3 separate regions of the Homo sapiens genome follow, and all the other regions are linked to region 2. The links are chromatin contacts, found by Hi-C or POLR2A ChIA-PET in ENCODE. All regions are on one chromosome and are shown on one strand. Each heading gives the region's core, a stretch centred on a gene start or an enhancer-like site at or near the end of the contact. The rest is flanking DNA. Distances are from core to core; before and after follow the strand shown.

The links. Hi-C counts contacts between places; a loop is a spot of excess contacts on that map. ChIA-PET counts read pairs that join two places held with the same protein, here RNA polymerase II (POLR2A). Pooled maps may share reads with other maps.
Region 1: a loop to region 2 is called in a map of PC-9, with 3 times the contacts of the local background. The contact joins the enhancer-like site here to the promoter of PARPBP in region 2. A Hi-C loop is called at or near these places in 1 of 168 maps with a recorded cell type or tissue (PC-9) and 1 of 50 pooled maps. POLR2A ChIA-PET finds 5 or more read pairs at or near these places in 1 of 52 experiments (activated CD8-positive, alpha-beta memory T cell).
Region 3: a map of CD4-positive, alpha-beta memory T cell shows a loop between it and region 2 (4-fold over the local background). The contact joins the promoter of CHPT1 here to the promoter of PARPBP in region 2. A Hi-C loop is called at or near these places in 1 of 168 maps with a recorded cell type or tissue (CD4-positive, alpha-beta memory T cell), 1 of 37 single-sample maps with no recorded cell type and 8 of 50 pooled maps.

What each region holds. Positions count from the first base shown.
Region 1 is chr12:102,561,872-102,565,518 of GRCh38, forward strand. All of the region lies in intron 11 of LINC02456 (long intergenic non-protein coding RNA 2456), which reads left to right. Among named protein-coding and RNA genes, the nearest start is that of IGF1, 83 kb to the left of the region's middle. Within about 2 kb of position 1,422, at least 2 of the 41 ENCODE cell types and tissues checked have a DNase peak (open chromatin) inside an H3K27ac peak, as active enhancers do; they include PC-9, where a contact is called at or near this core.
Region 2 is chr12:102,117,884-102,121,787 of GRCh38, forward strand. PARPBP (PARP1 binding protein) reads left to right here and starts at 2,300. Exons shown (of 11, transcript NM_017915.5): 1 at 2,300-2,403. It overlaps NUP37 (nucleoporin 37), which reads right to left and starts at 2,231. Exons shown (of 10, transcript NM_024057.4): 1 at 2,167-2,231; 2 at 480-700. The coding sequence starts at 635. RefSeq lists enhancers at 2,032-2,101, 3,146-3,703.
Region 3 is chr12:101,696,263-101,700,439 of GRCh38, forward strand. CHPT1 (choline phosphotransferase 1) reads left to right here and starts at 1,378. Exons shown (of 9, transcript NM_020244.3): 1 at 1,378-1,872. The coding sequence starts at 1,600. RefSeq lists an enhancer at 852-1,101 and silencers at 1,322-1,661, 1,922-2,111.

The sequences.
Region 1 (3,647 bases), core at 172-2,671, 440 kb after region 2:
TGTACTTGCTCAAGGTCCATATTTAGATTCGAAATGCAGCCTTTGCTATCTACATTTAAAGGTTGCAATTCTGAATTCTCTAGAGCCTGTGCTTCTACCTTCCCTGCACCACCATAGCAGGAAATAGGCATGGCAGGTAAAGAAAATGAGCAAGGAGACAGATTTGATTTCCAACAGCCTCTCCGGTAAGATGGCTAGATTTAGGAGGGGAAAAAAGTACAAAATTTCCAGTTAAATTTAAATTTTGGAGAAACAATGATTTTTTAAACTAAAAGTATATTGCCTGTGCAATATTTGGGACATACTCCCACTAAAAAAAATCCATTGTTTATTTGAAATTCAAATTCAACTGTATCCCGTATTTCATCTGGCAACTCTACTCTGAAGTTGTATTCTCAGACCCAGACACACTTCGCACGCATACTAAACATGTGCAAATATTTTCACTTCCACAAGGAAATGCCCTCACTCCCACTTTTCCTAAAGCAAAAATGCCCTCTTTGCTCTTGGTCTGCCTTTAACTTCTCTACATTAAACATGGGTCCATAAAATAGTTATTTTCCTCTGATCTGTAGGGTTAGAAAACAGTATCCCAATTAAATGATACTTGGCATCTGGCACCAGACCTGGATTTTAGGGAGTTAGGGGTGCTGGGTTCTGTAGGAAACCAGGTGACGCGCACTCCATCTGAAGGAGGACAAGGTTCACTAGTCAGCGCTCCACTGTCGCCATTTGGGAATGCAGCTTCGGTACTTTGGAAGAGTCCAAAAAAAAAAGCCAAGATATCCTGATTTTATGTGAAAAAACTGCAGACATTTAATCATTGATAACTAGTGCAACTGTTAATCGAAACAAATGCAAGCACACTAAAACAAGCAAACATGCACACACAATGTCTGGGGGCCTCTTCTCAGGGTATCCGACTTGCTGTTGCTGGAGTCCTGCACTTTGGGGCAGAAAGGGAAGGAGAGACCTCTGAAAGAGGCAAATTTGGAAGTTTCTGATAAAAATGGCTCCCTAGGTGGACAGAAACACAGGTGCCATTGTTGTAGCAAGATAATTATTTCCCATTTCATTCCTTCTTCCTGGGTTTCCTCCTCTGCAGTTCCCCAACTTAGCAGGCAGCAGGAGCCTGCTTCCTTGGTCTCAGGCAGGTATGTGGCAAGGAATGAAGGATATAAACAATTGTCTTTCCTGGCTTTTGTTTTCAAAATTCCATGCCACTGAGGGTATTTTCTAGGTGCTCTAGTCTAGAGAGTTTGAGGAGAGAGAGGATAGCCCTGAGGAAAAGGTAAACAGTGGGAGGAAGATTCTCCCAAGCTAAAAAAAGAAATCTCAGACAGTAGGAAGGGGGCAGAGGTTTGTGGTTTCTGGGAGCAGTGGACAAGGTTCCTACATCGTCACTCCCTGGCAGTGCTCCAAGGAGGTGGCTGATCTCAGAGGGGACAGTGGCAGAGGCCACAAATAAACACTGGGCTCCCCAGAGTCACTTTGCAGTCCCACGATCTGAAGGGACCACCAGAAGAGAAAACAGAACTAATGCATCTCTACAGTGCTTGGTGGATAAGGGGGACTCCCTGTTTCAGGGTCCTACAGAAGACCCCGGATCTATCTAATGCCAGGCATGAGAGGAGGCCCCAAATGACCATTGTAGAACACATGAACTGCGCAGTGTAAGGGGAACTTAGATTTGAAATTCACTGATTTTGAAAACACAAAGGAATATGCACAGACTGTTGGGGCTCAAAATATAACACCTCAAAATGAAGGCCTCAGCAGCAGCCTCAGAAGCAAACGTTTCTCTGTCACTTTCTCCTGCCCTCCTGCCCCTCAGTCTACCCTGAGGCTTGCTGTAGACATTAGAATCCTTCTTCCCCAAAGTGGGTTGTAGAAAACAGAACCCATTTGTCAGTTTTGGCTTTTGTTGCCATTGCTTTTGGAGAACACTTGGACACAGGAAGGGGAACATCACACACCGGGGCCTGTTGTGGGGTGGGGAGAGGGGGGAGGGACAGCATTAGGAGATATACCTAATGTAAACGACAAGTTAATGGGTACAGCACACCAACATGGCACATGTATACATATGTAACAAACCTGCACGTTGTGCACATGTACCCTAGAACTTAAAGTATAATAATAAAAAAAAAGAAAACAGACCCCCTTTTCACCAAAGCCGGCCATAAAACCTGAAAATAGTACTCTAACCCCTTCCCTCCTTTCTGTGTAAAAACTAGACTTAAATAAATTATCTGACCTGCTTGATTGCAGGTCATAAGATCCTCATTCCAGAGAAGGTCCTGCCCCACACCCAGAAGGAAGGAACGCTGCTCAGAGAGGCCAAGAAGAATCTAGACAGACAGTCCTTGCTGGTTTTCGCCACTTAGTCTAGTAGCATTAGGTCATAGCCTTTCTGTTCCATCCTCTTTCTACACAGCTGTCCATACTTCCTTAACCTACACATAAAATGGATAGTTCCCCCTATATCCTTAGGTCTTCATGCTGAAGTTCCCCACGTCATATAAAACTATGATTTAATAAACCTGTATGCTTTTCCCCCTATTAATCTGCCTTTGATCAGTTGATTTTCAGCAAACCCTCAGTGAAGGGGAAGTTTTTCCTTTGAGTCGACAAAAAAAAAAAAAAAAAAGGGAATGTCCACCTGACTATATACATTGAAGTTCTTTGTTGCCACCCCTTGAGAATTCCTGTACCAATGTATAATGTACAAATAACATGATTTATTCCTACTCTGGTGGCAGCAGCACAAAGATGGACTAGTTAGACATTTCCCCTCGTTCCATGGAATGAGCATATTTGGTCAAGCCTGGGTTTTTTCACAGACTAAGAGATAGAAACTCTTGAATTACTTGCAATAATAAAAGCCTGTGTCTTTGCCTAGAAAATCCTAAATAACCACTACCAGACAGCTCTTCACCTAGATTACTACTTGTTAAAATTCTGACCTGAGATGGATGTTCCCCATATCCCTAGGTAGTGTTAGCTATATTTAGTATGTGCCTATAGTATAGCATTTACAATTAGTCCTCATAACAAAGGTACTGATATAATAATTATAGTTATTGCTATATTATATAATAATAATGTTTATTATTCCACAAACAAGGGACTAAGACATAAAGAGGTTAAATGACTCCTCCAAGGTCTCACAGTCAGTAAGTTCTAGAGCTAAGACTCAAACCTTCTTCAGTCTTCTAGAGGAAGTCTGGCTCCAGGATCTGAGCTTCTAACCAGCTCCCCCATCATCTGCATCCAGGCCTTTTCATGGGCTCTTCCTGCTGACTGGATGTTCCGGCCTTGACCCGGTCAGTCCTCCCATTCTATGTTCTTAAGGATCATGTACCTTTCCTTTATGACATTTACTGTAATTTGTAAGGATTTTATTATTTTGTCTCCCTAGATAGATTGTGGATGCATACAGAGATACTGTGAAGGCTTTGCATGCTGGGGCCAAGACAACTAGCCATCTCTGCAAGCCCATTCTCCTCTTTGTGGGGAGACACAAGGTGACAGAATTATGCTAGACGCATGCTGCCTAGCTACCTCTACTTCTTAGCCTCCCTTGCAGCTATGTGTGGCCATGTGATTAAATTTTGGCGTATCAAATGTGGCACAAATGCTGGGTG
Region 2 (3,904 bases), core at 1,050-3,549:
ATGACTCCATATTCTGCATACATTAGATGCACAAAAAGTATGACAGCATACTAATAGGAAAGCTGAATATTATAAAAGCTATAAAATCTCCTGGAAGATTGTTTTTTGGGCTCTCAACATTAGCTGGTTTTGTATGTCAAAGCAGGATGTAGAAAAACCGTAATTAATTGGATCTCATTTATATTGTTTTTTTCCTGTACATACCAATGTTCAGTTAATCATAGCCTTCACTTATCAGAATATTCCATTAATGATCATGAGGCAAAAGTGAAGCCTCATACCATTCTTTTTCACTATCTATATAATGTTTACATAAATCTCAGGCACATATAACTGGGAACATCTTTCTCTATGGATCTTATCTTTTTTTTTTTTAACATTCAAACTCAATATACTTTCAAAGTTTAGATTTGGTTTGTGTAAGTTCTCTTAGTAGTGAAATATGTTCACTGTCATTCGGTGCAGTTTTGTAGACTAACCTGAAACGTACACGTGCCAATGACCACATAATTATTGCCACCATATGCAATTAGGTTTCCTGAATCCCCATTCTCAAAGGGATTAAATTCTACCACATGCACATAATCTTCACAATCCACAGTGTAGGCAGCATTTCTTGAGGCATCTTGCTTCATCTTGTATGTCAAAATTCAAGCAGTTGTGAAAATTAAATAGCCTTCTACTGGACAAGGTCACGAAACTGTGGATTAGAGCACAGGTACAATTACAATGGTCAATATGTTAGTCATTCAGCAAATGCATCAAAATAAGGTTGTGGTGTTACAATGAGACAGAAAGCTCAAAAGAAACATTTAAAGTACTTATCAAGGGACAGAAACTGCAGGAAAAATATTAAATCTAGTTATTAATGGTTCCACATTTGCTCCACAGCTCTTTCCCATATCTGTGATTCTAGCAGACAATAACACTGCAAAGTTCTGTTTAGATTATCTAAAACAAATAGTATTTCATCTGAAGATGGAATCATTTTAACAGCAAATGTTAATAAAAATTAATAACTTTTATGAACCACTATTTGTAGGTACCATATTAAGCATTTTACTGACATGATCACATCTGGTATCTGTACAAATCTAAAGGCAGGTACTACCTCTGGTCTCCATTTTGTAGATGGAGAAACTGAGGCTTCAGTAGGTTAACTAACTTGCCAAGCTCATAAGCAGGGCCAGGATTTGGAAGACTTCATTGTGTGTGGAGAACCAGCGCTAATGAAGAAAAAAACAGCCTCCTGGCTTGAAGGAGACCACAGTTTAGGGATAGTTATGACTCAACGTGAAAAGGGCTATAATATAAACAGATAGAAAATACAGGATCTGTTGTTAAGGAGTACCAAAATGTGTGATATAAAAATAATGTTCAGGGGGTTGGGCGGAGGGAGAGCATCAGGATAAATAGCTAATGCATGTGGAGCTTAATACCTAGGTGATGGGTGTGCAAACCACCATAGCACACGTTTTACCTTTGTAATAAACCTGCACGTCCCGCACACGTATCCCGGAACTTAAAAATTAAAATAATAATATTCTTAAAACTAGGCAGAAGACCTTAACCTGTCAGGGACTAGTGTGCATTCTGGAAGTAGCATTCCCACATGAGAATTATGGGTTTTAGAGTTTTTGGTTTTTTAAAAAATTCGACACAAGGGTTGTCCTGAAAACAGCTGGACTCAGTAACAAACATATCAAGCACCTTAAGAGTATGTACTGAGAATGAGTCCCACCTCGAGACGCTTATAAACTAGTAACTTTAGGAATGGACATCAGGGACTGGAGACTTTTGAAGGGTGACCAGCAAGTGTTATGGACACGGAGACAGAGAGGTATAGAAGTGCAAGAGATTCGAGGTCACGAAATTGTTCCGTCCCTACACCTACTGCTCATTAAAGCAGTGGCCGGGGCCTCACCGTACACGTTGGACAGGACTTGCCCCTGTAAAACTACAACGGCAGAGAAGAAGGGAGGGAACAAGATAAGTCTCTGCAATGAGCGCCGACACCTCTCCCCGGGCCAGGCGAGTTCCTCAAGACCCCGCTCCCACCTCCCGGGGCCCGAAGTGGGAAGGAAGAACTCCTGGGAATAGAGTGGCAAGGCTGGGCGGCCGGCAGAAAAGCATCCCGGCCTCTCGGGCTCCCAGCTCGATACGCACCGCAGAGCGCCAGGAACCGACCAGAGGCAGGCTGGTCTTCCTTGGGGGCTGCCGCGACGCGCTGTGGCTCTGCTTCCGGGTCGGAGGGCGAGCGCAGCGATTGGCTCCCGGGGCCTCCCGCGAGGTTTGAACTGTATTCAGCGGCGACAGCGGCGACTGCGGCGGCCGCGGGAGGGCATCCCGTTGGGGATCCTTCCGCACACTGAAGAGTACGTCTTCGGGTCTACCCCTAATCACGTAAGTCTCGCGTCTGCCCTACCTGCCCTGTCGCATTTTTAAGTGGTGATTCAGGCTGTGGCTTTTGAGGGTGTTTTGCACTGTAATACCTCGGTCGTAGCAAAGTGCCGTGGGACCGAAGTATTATGGTGCAGTGACTTGACGCTCGAGCCTGGTTGGGCCTGGGGGCTGTAGGCGGAGTTCACAGTATCTAGCGATGGAGCTGGTAGGTCCTGAGGGTTCGTCTGCAGCTTGGAAGACAGGCCCGTAGAGGCCTGCTTAACTTCCATTAGTTAGGCAGGAAACCTGGGTTCTAGTCCCACTATGTACACGGACTCCAATTCCTCAACTTTCTCCTACTCCTGATTAGTTACAGCCTCCCAAGGAACCTTTGGGACTTGCACTCGAACACTGATAATGATGTTGAGTGCAATTTTTAAATTGAGCACCTACTAAATGCCTGGCACTAGGTGGGTTATGTACTTGTTTCACTAACGTCTCATTCTGTGAGGTAGGAATTCCCTTCCTGGTTTTGCAGGTGAAGAAACTTATGCTCATTAGAGATTTTAAATACCGAAGGACTACAGGTCATAAAGGGGGAGCCTGGAAGTGATATCTGACTCGGAAGTGTAGTTCTTTCAACCATTTCACACTGCCTGCCCAGTGACAATTTTCTGTCTCACAGTTTTTGCTCTAGAGCAACTTGGAATCCAATTTTTTAAAAACAAGTGTTATCGCTGCTGCCTTTGGCTACTGTTTTTTTGTATAGTGCAGCCTGCCATTCAGAGTGCTTGCATATTTATTGTCTCATTGACTTCTCACAAGGGACTGGAAGGCAAGTATTTCTGTGTGATGATGCCTCCACCTAGGAACCACGTGTAAGGCTTATGGCATAGGCTCCCACAGCCAGCTAGCTACAGGAAGAGCTGGGACTAGACCAGGGGTTGGCAAACTGGCTGTGCTGCCTGTTTTTGTGCAGCCAGCTCCTGAGCTAAGAAGGAGTGTTACGTGTTTATATGGTTGGGGGAAAAAATGAAAAGAATAATGTTTTGTGATGTGTAAAAATTACATGAAATTCAAATTTCAGTGTCCATAAAAAAAGTTTTATTGGAGCACAGCTATACTCATTTGTTTGTTTATGTATGTCCATGGCTATTTTCACACTAGAAGGTCAAAGTGAGTAGTTGTGCATGCCTCAAATATTTACTGTTTGTTCCTTTAGAAAAAATTAGCTGATCCCTGAATGAGACTCTTGGTTTTCTGTCACCATAGTAATGCTCTTTTTTTTTTTTTTTTTTTTTTTTTTAAGACAGAGTCTCACTCTGTCACCTAGGCTGGAGTGCAGTAGTGCTATCTTGGCTCACTGCAACTTCCGCCTCCCTGGTTCAAGCGATTCTCCTGTCTCAGCCTCCCAAGTAGCTGGGGTTAGAGGCACACACCACCACACCCAGCTAATTTTTAGTAGACAGGGTTTCACCATGTTGGCCAGGTTGGTCTCGAACTCCTAACCTTAGGTGAGCCT
Region 3 (4,177 bases), core at 128-2,627, 420 kb before region 2:
ACCAGCATTGTTAAAAGTGGATCTCCATCATTCCATTTCCTTTCCTGCATTTGTCAGCATCGTTTTTCACACTAAAGATGAGGAGATCCATATTCCTAAGACATATACGCTTGGTCTGTAGAGACCCTCATTGCTCTAAGGCAGTGGTTGCCAGTTTTTTCCTTAAAGGGCCTAGTAGGACATAGTCCAGGCTTTGCCAGCCATACGGTCTGTCACAACTGAATTCTGCTGCCCTTGTAGCATGAAGGCAGCCAAACAATAGGTAAGGAATAAACATGGCTTTATTCGTGGCACTGAACTTTGAATTTCATATAATTTCACAACACAAAATTGTATTCTTTTGATTTTTTCCAATCATTTAAAAATGTCAAAACCATACTTAGCTGGAGGGCTGTAGGAAAACAGGTGGTGGGCTGGGTCTGGCACACAGGCAGCAGTTCGTGGACCCCTGTGCCAAGTGTTTGACGAAGCCCGTGAGGCAAACTGCACTTGCCGATAGAGGTTGCGCCACACAAGTGTCTTGGAAGCAATTTCTGGCTTGTCCTAGGCCTTAGAAAGTGCGTGCAGATCAGAGCCATGAAGTGAAGAGCAAAGCAAGTGACAGGCCTGTCTCAGGTTGTGCAACAGAACGTGTTTATGACAGATGTCCCCTGTCCAAGTGAGTGCACTGTGAGATAAGGGGCCGGTGACCTACCAATGCGTGTGGCAAGCCAGCCTGTTCCCCCTTGCAGGGGGAGGACACTCCTGCCCTTTATTCCAGGGAAGAGTATGTGTAAAAATATTCACCCTTGTTGGTATCAAATGCGCTGAAGAAAATAGGTATCGGGGTTTCAGCCATTCGGTCTCCTTGTTAGTGTTTCTAAGCCCTGATTTTCAGTTTCAAAACCTTGGTCTCTGAATCCGCAGTGATGGGTCTCTAGAGCGAATACATGGCAGGGCCGCCTTCCTCCGTACAGAAAGGGAGAATTGTGCTTGTGTGTTTTACCAAGCAGGACAGATGGGGCCGTCACCCCCGTGACCCGAGCCCTGCAAAACTGTGTTCTCACACGAAAACCCCCAGGCTCTGCGGGCAGCGTGGTCCTGCAGTGGCTAACACTGGGCGACCGGAGTCGTGTTCCGACCCCTAGGAGAGGAACCGGCTCGGTCGTGGTGCAGCCCGCGAGGAGACGACCTCAGGGCGTAATCCGACGCCGTGGGTTAAGACATCAGACCTCAGGCGCAGTGCAGCCGGCCCCTGGGGAGTCAAGGACCTTGATCGCCGATAACAAGTTGCCGTTGGCGGGCGCCGAGGGTGACCCGCGAGCGCGGCACCCGCCTCCCCGCCCCTAGCAGGACCCCCTCCGCCCCGCCCCCAGCCGGACCCCTCCCCGAGGCCCCGCCCCACCCGCGAGCCGCAGCCGCGGCCCCACAGCTTCTGGGGCTGGGGCCCCGGCAGCCGGGCAGGCCGGCCTGACCTCGACCTCCGCCGTGCGGGCCCGACCGGTGAGTCCAGCCCGGCAGTCGCAGGACCCGGCCGCCAGCCTCTCCCTCCACCTCTCCCTGCCCCCAGCGCCAGGCGCGGGCTGCGCTCGGTGGCGGCGGCGGGGCCCTCAGGCGGCCATGGCGGCAGGCGCCGGGGCCGGGTCCGCGCCGCGCTGGCTGAGGGCGCTGAGCGAGCCGCTGAGCGCGGCGCAGCTGCGGCGACTGGAGGAGCACCGCTACAGCGCGGCGGGCGTCTCGCTGCTCGAGCCGCCGCTGCAGCTCTACTGGACCTGGCTGCTCCAGTGGATCCCGCTCTGGATGGCCCCCAACTCCATCACCCTGCTGGGGCTCGCCGTCAACGTGGTCACCACGCTCGTGCTCATCTCCTACTGTCCCACGGCCACCGAAGAGGTAGGGCTGGCCGATCGCCCGAGCCGGGCCCCAGATGCGCTGCGGGCGGGTCGCTGGAGGCGCCGGGGGAAGGGCGGACCCACGCGCGGCTGAGCCTCTCCCGGGCCCCGGAGGGGCGGACTGGCCACTGCCCCGGGCGGTGTCCGCCCTGGGCCGCCTGGAGACTGTCACGCCACTATCCCAATCCCGTGACCATCCCAAGCCTCCCCTGGGCAGCGGAGGGGCTGTTAAGGTCACTGCCCCAGGTCCTATGTCCGCGCAGATCCTCCCCACGGCCGCGGACGGGCCGGAGGGCGCCTGCCCAGCCGCTATCCCATGCGGCGCCAACCTGTGAGACGGACCCGCGGTCGGGTGCTTTGCACACTGGGGACTGAACACCCCCATCTCCGTCCTGCCTGGCACAGGGACTTGTGCCAAGCCCGAGACGCCCTTTGAATACTTTCGTAACCGTTCGTTTCTGGAAGGTTGAGCTAGTGATCTTGAAATGACCGGTAGCACTGATCAAAGATGAGTTAAGAGGTAACTTCCTCTTTGCTTCATCGACTTTTTCAAGAAAAACAAACTGGAATGTTATCAAGGCAATAATTTTTTTGTCATCACAACCTAGGGATTAAAAAAACCCCAACATTTTATTAGCAATAATTACATTTGACCTTTGTACAAAATAAGGAGTAAATATAGGCTTTGGATAGCTGTTCATCAGAAGCACCCTTTGGGCTGAGTGTGGAGGGATAGGGGGCAGAGTGGAGTTCACTCCCATCTATAGTTTATACTACGTGGGATAAATATTACATTGCACATTCTGTGACATTACTTTCTATTCTCTGCTCCAAATAGTGAAGTCCCTTTATAATCATTTGAGTGTAGGCCTTGTGGAGGACTCATGGAGGTTGAGGTTGGATTAACAGAAATACAGTGGAAATATTTCATGCCCTCCATGCATGCATCCATTTTGTTGTTGTTTTTGAGACAGGGGTTTACTCTGTCACCCAGGCTGGAGTGCCGTGCCGTGGCTCGATCTCGGCTCACTGCAACCTCCGCCTTCAGGGTTCAAGCGATTCTTCTGCCTCAGCCTTCCAAGTAGCTGGGATTACAGGCGCGTGCCACCACGGCCGACTCACTTTTGTGTTTTTAGTAGATACAAGGTTTCACCATGTTGGCCAGGCTCATGCATCCTTTAAAAACAAAAATTTGATCGAGCCTACATTTTAAAATATCTTGTCAATGGATTGGTATGCTTATTATGTATTTCTTTTCTTTTTTTTTTTTTTGAGACAGAGTCTCGCTCTGTCACCCAGGCTGGAGGGCAATGTGGTGATCTCGGCTCACTGCAACCTCTGCCTCCTGGGTTCAAGCGATTCCCTTGCCTCAGCCTCCTGAATAGCTGGGACTACACGTGCCTGCCACCACGCCCGGCTAATTTTTGTATTTTTAGTAGAGACGGGGTTTCACCATATTGGCCAGGCTGGTCTCGAACTCCTGACCTCAAGTGATCCGCCTGCCTCGGCCTCCCAAAGTGCTGGTATTTACAGGAGTGAGCCACTGCGCCAGGCTTATTATATATTTCTTAATAGACATTCCCATTGTCATTTGCCATTGCTATTCATTTACATATTACATATGAAAAAGTAAGCTGCTTTAGTTTTTGGCTGTTTTGCTGCCTGTTTCTAGAATTTACCAGAGGGAGTGTGTTAGAATGAAAGGATAGCTGGGTTGGAAGTGGAGGTCTTGGTTTCTAACTGGCTCTTCCACCACAGACCTGCTGGGTCTGTGTTCCCACAGATACAATAGAAAATAATGCCTGCCAAAACAACTTGACAAGGATGCAGTGAGGACCAAATGATATATATGCAGATAAATGTAAAAGATTGCGATGTGCCTAACAAATTAAAAATATCACTCAACACATTAAAAATATTACTGTTATCAGACAACATCCTGAAAACACATAATAAAATTTAGTTTTGATTGGGTCCAGATTTAGCTAACAGCATTTGAATGTTTCTGATATTGGCCAGTTAAGTTGTGGACTCTTCAATGTTATTATTAATTTAAGAAGCATTTGTTGAACACTTAGAAAGAGCAGGGCTTACCAAAAAAGTCAAGAGCTTCTGCCTAGGGAAGTAAAGGGAGGCCTGATGGAAGAGGTACGTTTATGATTAATTAGTTTTTAGGATCAGCCTCATGTGAAAAAAAAAAAAAAAAGGGTGGAGGGTGGGGATTGGAGGCATTTAAAAATAAAGTGCAAAATCAAATGGCCCAAGAAGGGTAAATGAGAGTTAAAAACAAGAGTTTCTGAAATGTA